Linked DNA regions of Homo sapiens: region 2 is linked to region 1. A link is an interaction called in ENCODE POLR2A ChIA-PET data of the cell type or tissue named here. Cell type or tissue: OCI-LY7. All regions are shown on one strand. Each heading gives the region's core, and the rest is flanking DNA. Links, peaks and the distances in the headings are about the cores only.

Region 1 (2,920 bases), core at 158-2,657:
GATTACAGACATGAGCCACTGTGCCCAGACGCAGAATATTTTTTTTTTTTTTTAAAAAGAATCATTGGGTCTTTAATGAAGCCCCAGATTCTTTCCCGAAAGTAACGTCAAAAAGGCACTGATGAAAAATGGTTTATGGAAACTACTCAAGTAATATATACATATCCACATCATAGTAAGACCTCTAAGATGTAGCATCATGTAAAACACATCATTATAGAATGATGGGTTTGGTACAATACAGCTTACATGTTATACACACACACACACACACACACACACACACACACACACACACACACAAACTCTCACTCCAGTAATGTCTATGTCCCATTGGTTTATATCCGCCAGGGCACAGAAAAAGAACAAGCAAGACATACACCAAACCAATAATAGCAGGTACCCCTGGGGAATGGGGAAGGCTTATGTGGATGGGGATGGGGATGGGTGGTGATGGTATGGGTGTGGGGGTGGTGATCAAAAGTGAATTTAGCCATAATCCCTAATTGTTTTCATTTTTAAATGAAAAGAATATATTCCTATATCACTTAGAAAATTAAAAATTAATTTTTAAAAGACTTTAAAAGGGTTCAACCCCTTTAGAGGGCAATCTGGCAAAATCTATGGAAATTAAAGATGCATTAAAGAAAGACTACTGAGCAACTAAAAGAAATTCTGGGAAAACAGCGTGGGTGTAAACGGCTGTCTGAGGTGAAGGCCTGTAGTCTTGCTGTCAAAGGAGAGGCTTCCTAGCGCACCCTGCCATCTCTGCACACAGGGGCTGCTTTCCAAAGCACCACCACATAGACATCCCTGTGATACAGCACAGTTCAAAACTGCACCCATTCAGGAGAGCCAGCAGCAAGTGGTCACCAGGAGGAAATTCCACCACTTCACAGCCATTCACAGGCAGGGCTCCTGTATGACACTAGAGTGGAAATCACGTGGGTGTCAGAAATTGAAGAGGATTCCTTGGCCCAGCCAGGCATAAGGCAACAAGAGTGGTACTGCAGCTAAAGGCTGGCAGAACGTGCTGTCTCTTCTAGGTGGCTGGTGGTATTGGGGAGTGGGAATTAGAGACCAAGGCTCCCAGCTCCTTGTCCAGGGCTCATGTACACAGCTAATCTGCACTGGTGGAGGAGGGAGCAGAGCCCTCCTGGCCCACTTATGAGGCTGTTCTACCAAAGAGGGGCCCCTGAAGTCCCTGTGAGAGCAGGACTGTCCAGAAAATGCATAAAGCAGGCACTTCCACACTGAACTCCTGAGATACATGCATCTCACCAGTTTCTAACTGTGTATTTGCTGCAACGTTTTAAATAAATTTCTAAGATTCTTATATAGCATTAAAAGCAATTTCTGCTACCATTAACCATCTGTGTATGATTCACCTTAAATTTAAAAGTGAAAAAAATGAAAGAGGATTTGGTTTTCCCCAGGTGTGCAACTGTGATTTGGTAAGCAAACTTCAATAGCTTATTTTTATTTTTCTTTCCAACATACCCTTCCAAGGGTAGGGTACTGTGGCGCATACATTCAAAATGTAAAACAATAAACTGATTTCAATCTGGAACAAACTAATCCCAAAAGAATAAACCAATTCTGAACCCTAACCTTTTTGCCTTAATACTTGGTCAGAGACTAGACTCATGTTCTCATTTCCTCCCCAAACAAAAGACATATTAAGAGGAACTAAGGCAGATGATTCCAGACCTTTGAAAAGAAGACTTGGTCAAGACACACTGTCATACGTACCATGTGAGGTCTCAAACAACAAAAATCAGGATGAGGGAGAGGGGGTTCTAAAATCTAAAATCCAGCTGTTCTGTTACATGGAAACAGGCTATATGAGGTTATTTAGAAATATCCATTGAGATTTCAAATGAATAGACTAAAAAACTATAATCATTTTAAATAAGTCAATGCTGTATCCATTAAGTACAACATTCACAGGATGAACAAAAGGAAGACAAGTTGGTCTGTAAGCAACTCACAGCCCAGATCGATTCTAGGGAATAATCTTTAGCATAGAATCTAATAAGTACCATCTCTGGTTCTGGAACAAGAAGTTCTATAACAAGAAAGGAAGCTCTGGTTCATTTCTTCAAATAATTAACTCAGTTACATCTGAACTGAAAGGGGCACAAAAGATCAAGAAAAATAGGCATTACAAATTTTTTAGATGAACCATGGAAAATTACATCTCAGCCTATGGTTTCTTGGAAAAGCAAATCTAATGCATATTGGGGGAATAGGTGAGCAAGTAATAGGCGTTCTCCTGCCTTTGGGAATTAGCTCCTCAATTTGAAATGAAAGGATTATTACACTGAAGAATGGCTGAAAGGGAGAGGAAGGGGGAAAAATCCCTAAACCCCTTGAGGACAGATGCTGGCTGCCCAGCCTTGAAGTCAGCACTCTGTGATGGTGCAGCTATGGCCTCACAGAGGAAGAGCTGAAGGCAGAAGGCACAGTCACACAGAAACTCTCTCCTTGCCACTAATCCTATGAAAAACAGCATTAAATCCACTAGCAAAGCCCTATAGAGCTGCCAGAGGGAGTTTCTGGGCTTCTCAGCACTGGAGGTGGGGAGTGAGGTGGTGGTGGGGAGACCATGGTTGCTGTGGCAAACACACTCTAAGATGACCCCCACAACAATCCCCACCTCCTGGTGTTCACACTTTTGTGCAATCCAGCCCTTTCAGTGGGGGCAGGGCCTGTGACTTGCACCTACTCAATAAAACATGGTAAAGGTGATGGATGTCACTCCTGTGATGGCATTATGTTATATGACTCCCTCTGAGCTAGAGAATCCCTTACTGGCTTTGAAGAAGAAAGCTTCAGGAAGAAGGAGAGAGCCACATGGCAAGAAATTGTGGGTAGTCCCTGGCCAACAGCTGCAAGAAAACAGAGATCCCAGTCCTAC
Region 2 (2,920 bases), core at 227-2,726, 73 kb before region 1:
TTAGGAGCTCAACGAAATAAAAAATAATAATTGTTATTATTACATGAAACATATTGTTTGGAAGAATGGTGTCTATTATGACTTCCCTGTGTCCAGGCCACTTTCCAACACAGCTCGGCAGCTCCTCCCATAAGAGGGAGAGTCCCTCTGGTCACCCCTTGAATCTTGGCTGGTCTTGGGACTTGCTCTGACAAATAGGATATGGCAGATGTGACATTACGGTCATCCTGAACCTAGGCCTCAAGGAGCCTTGCTGTTTCTGCTCACTCTCCAGGAACCCTGCCTACGCCATGAGGACAGGCCCAGGCTAGCCTTCGGATGATGAGAGACCTGTGGCCCTGCTAAGCAGCAGACGTGAGAGATGCCATCTTGGAGCTGCTAGCTGTGGTCCACCCATCAGCGCCTGCAGGCACATGCTGAGATTAGTCGATTTCCTAAAAGTTGAAGGAAAAATCACCCAGCTGACCTGTTTGGGTTATGATTTTAACTCACTAAGCTTTGGGGAGCTTTATTACACAGCAGAAGCTAACTGGTGTATTACTATTATTACTATTATTCTAAGAACCAAATACCAGGCAAACCTCTAGGAGGAAAATTGTAATGAAAGTCACCTCATTGATTTGTGGCCGGGCTCAGTGGCTCACGCCTGTAATCTCTGCACTTTGGGAGGCAGAGGTGGGTGGATCATGAGGTCAGGAGATCGAGACCACCCTGGCCAACATGGTGAAACCTCGTCTCTACTAAAAATACAAAAATTAGCCAAGCATGGTGGCAGGCGCCTGTAGTCCCAGCTACTCGGGAGGCTGAGGCAGGAGAATCGCTTGAACCCAGGAGGCGGAGGTTGCAGTGAGCCCAGATTGCGCCACTGCACTCCAGCCTGGCGACAGAGCGAGACTCCATCTCAAAAAAAAAAAAAAAAAGAAAAGAAAGTCACCTCATTTGATTTGAGAGAAATACAATGATATAGTTACTGCTGAAGGGGAGTGTTCCTAATTTGTCACCACACTCAAGGCTGGCACACCTAGCCCTTATTTGCTCCAGGCCGGACACTTTGGCCTTGCATTACCTCTGGAGCCCTGAAGTCTAATTTATGATAACCTACTGTGAGGCCCAGCAGTGCCACCAGCTTGCCCTGGAAGAGAGAGATAAAAACCCACACTGGGTAGATCGTCCTAGCTCGAGATGTTGCCCTGGCTTCTCCTAAAGCACCATGCCAAGCTGGCAAGAAAACCAAACCTGCATGTGCAAGATAACATTCTCCTGGATTCTGGGACACGCTGGGTGATCTGGTCCTGGTACATGCGGTTTCTCTAACGTCAGTTACTTGGAAGGCAGAAAGAAGAAAGGGGCTACGGGATGGAAGGGCAGGAGATGGCATGCATCCTTATTATCAGGGGTGTCTGCCCACACACACCTGCATGAGCAGAATGAGAACCAGGCAAGGCATGCAACCACGCAAGGCTCCTGATCACAGGGAAGGTAATGAGGCCGGACATGCGGCGGCTAAGGGGCGATGGCTGGGGCCAACTCTGACCCGTAGCAGGGACAGGCACTGCAGTTCTGACTGTGGTTAAGCAACACAAAGCTGCCACATCCTGTCAGCTGCTCATCGGGACCACGTATGCAATAGCACAGGGCTCCTGTCCTCTAGAAGCTGACATCTTAAACACACATTGAGTGCTTCAGGGTGAGGGGGTCCTCCCAGGCCAACTTAGAAATAGCTTTGTTTGATAACAATTAAAAAAGAAACATTTTCTCCATCCAGAGACTTGCCAGGTCCCTCCTACTGGCTTTGATGAGAGAGAAAACTAGGCTTTCTGGGAGTAAATGGGACTTGCTACTTTATTACTCTCTTTAGACTATCAGAGATGAATGAGGGATCCTATATCATATCTTTAGCCCTTCTTTCTGATTTTTCACCTTATGTATTACCTAGAAAAGAGAAAAGGGATTGAAAAAAGGAGCTTTTCCAAAGTGTATAATTAAAAAGTTGTTTATTTTGGAGTTGGGGACCTGGGGAGAGAGCCAGTCTGTCTGCAGGAATTCTAGAACCCAAAACTGTCAACGTTGTCCCCTCCACCTGTCAGCAGTGGATTCCTAACAGCTTACTGATAATCATAAAATGCAAACCCAGAAGAGGTCTCTGAATAAAGGTTGGTTCAAAACCTTAAGAGACAGGGAAATGGAGATTAAAGATTATTTCACTGTCCTAGCTAACAACGAACAGAGCCACACAACACACCATGTGCTGGGCTGTCACAGTCTTGACTCACTAAGGAAGGGATTGGGTAAGACATGGGATTTCTCTCTCCCTAACTTTCTCTGCCTGGTAACTTCAAAGGTGCCACATTCTCAAGCCATGCTGGAGCAATCACAGTTGGCCAATATTCTCTTTGTGGTGACTCAACTGTCAGTATCATGTTGCTATGGCTACCACAATTCTCACTCAGCCCTCCCTCCTTATGCTCTGCTCTTATTTAAACCAAATTGCATTGCACTAATCCCACAGCATGCTCTTTGAGGACCCAGCTCTGATAGGGCTTCTGAGGTGCCAGAAACCTCCAGCTGGAATATCCTGCCTTCAGGACACATCAGACATCTGGCTGTTCATTAGTCCAATGTTACAAGTCCTGCAGTCCACCTCCCATTCTATCTGGCTCCCTGCTCTACCAGAGACAAATCCACCAGAGCCATAACAGATGCGCTGCCGGGTCCCCATCAGCATCTGCACTGAGACCTACCACGGGACAAACCAATGATGAAAAACCCAAAGTCCAGAAAATGAAAATGGTCTCAGAGAGACTGGCCAATCCTATTTGGGGTCCTCTAGAAAATTCTCCCATCACTCTTCCCTGTCCTACCATTTCCACATATTGATCATGACTTGGTGCTTCGTTTTTCTGCCCCTGCACTAGAACAC

What was found. Peaks named below come from ENCODE experiments on the same cell type or tissue, not always from the same donor. Only the 100,000 strongest peaks of a DNase experiment are listed, where the experiment ranks them.
Region 2: POLR2A ChIA-PET joins it to region 1 with 6 read pairs; 2 of 35 experiments call an interaction of 5 or more read pairs at or near these places.

Annotation. Positions count from the first base shown.
Region 1 is chr3:16,409,957-16,412,876 of GRCh38, forward strand. All of the region lies in intron 3 of RFTN1 (raftlin, lipid raft linker 1), which reads right to left. Among named protein-coding and RNA genes, the nearest start is that of RFTN1, 100 kb to the right of the region's middle. In OCI-LY7, for the core only: no CTCF peak of the experiment used is centred there; a DNase peak (open chromatin) is centred at 1,685; H3K4me3 peaks cover 1,788 bases; H3K27ac peaks cover 2,078 bases.
Region 2 is chr3:16,336,838-16,339,757 of GRCh38, forward strand. All of the region lies in intron 7 of RFTN1 (raftlin, lipid raft linker 1), which reads right to left. It also overlaps a transcript of OXNAD1 not described here. Among named protein-coding and RNA genes, the nearest start is that of OXNAD1, 73 kb to the left of the region's middle. RefSeq lists a silencer at 1,461-1,520. In OCI-LY7, for the core only: no CTCF peak of the experiment used is centred there; a DNase peak (open chromatin) is centred at 1,594; H3K27ac peaks cover 695 bases.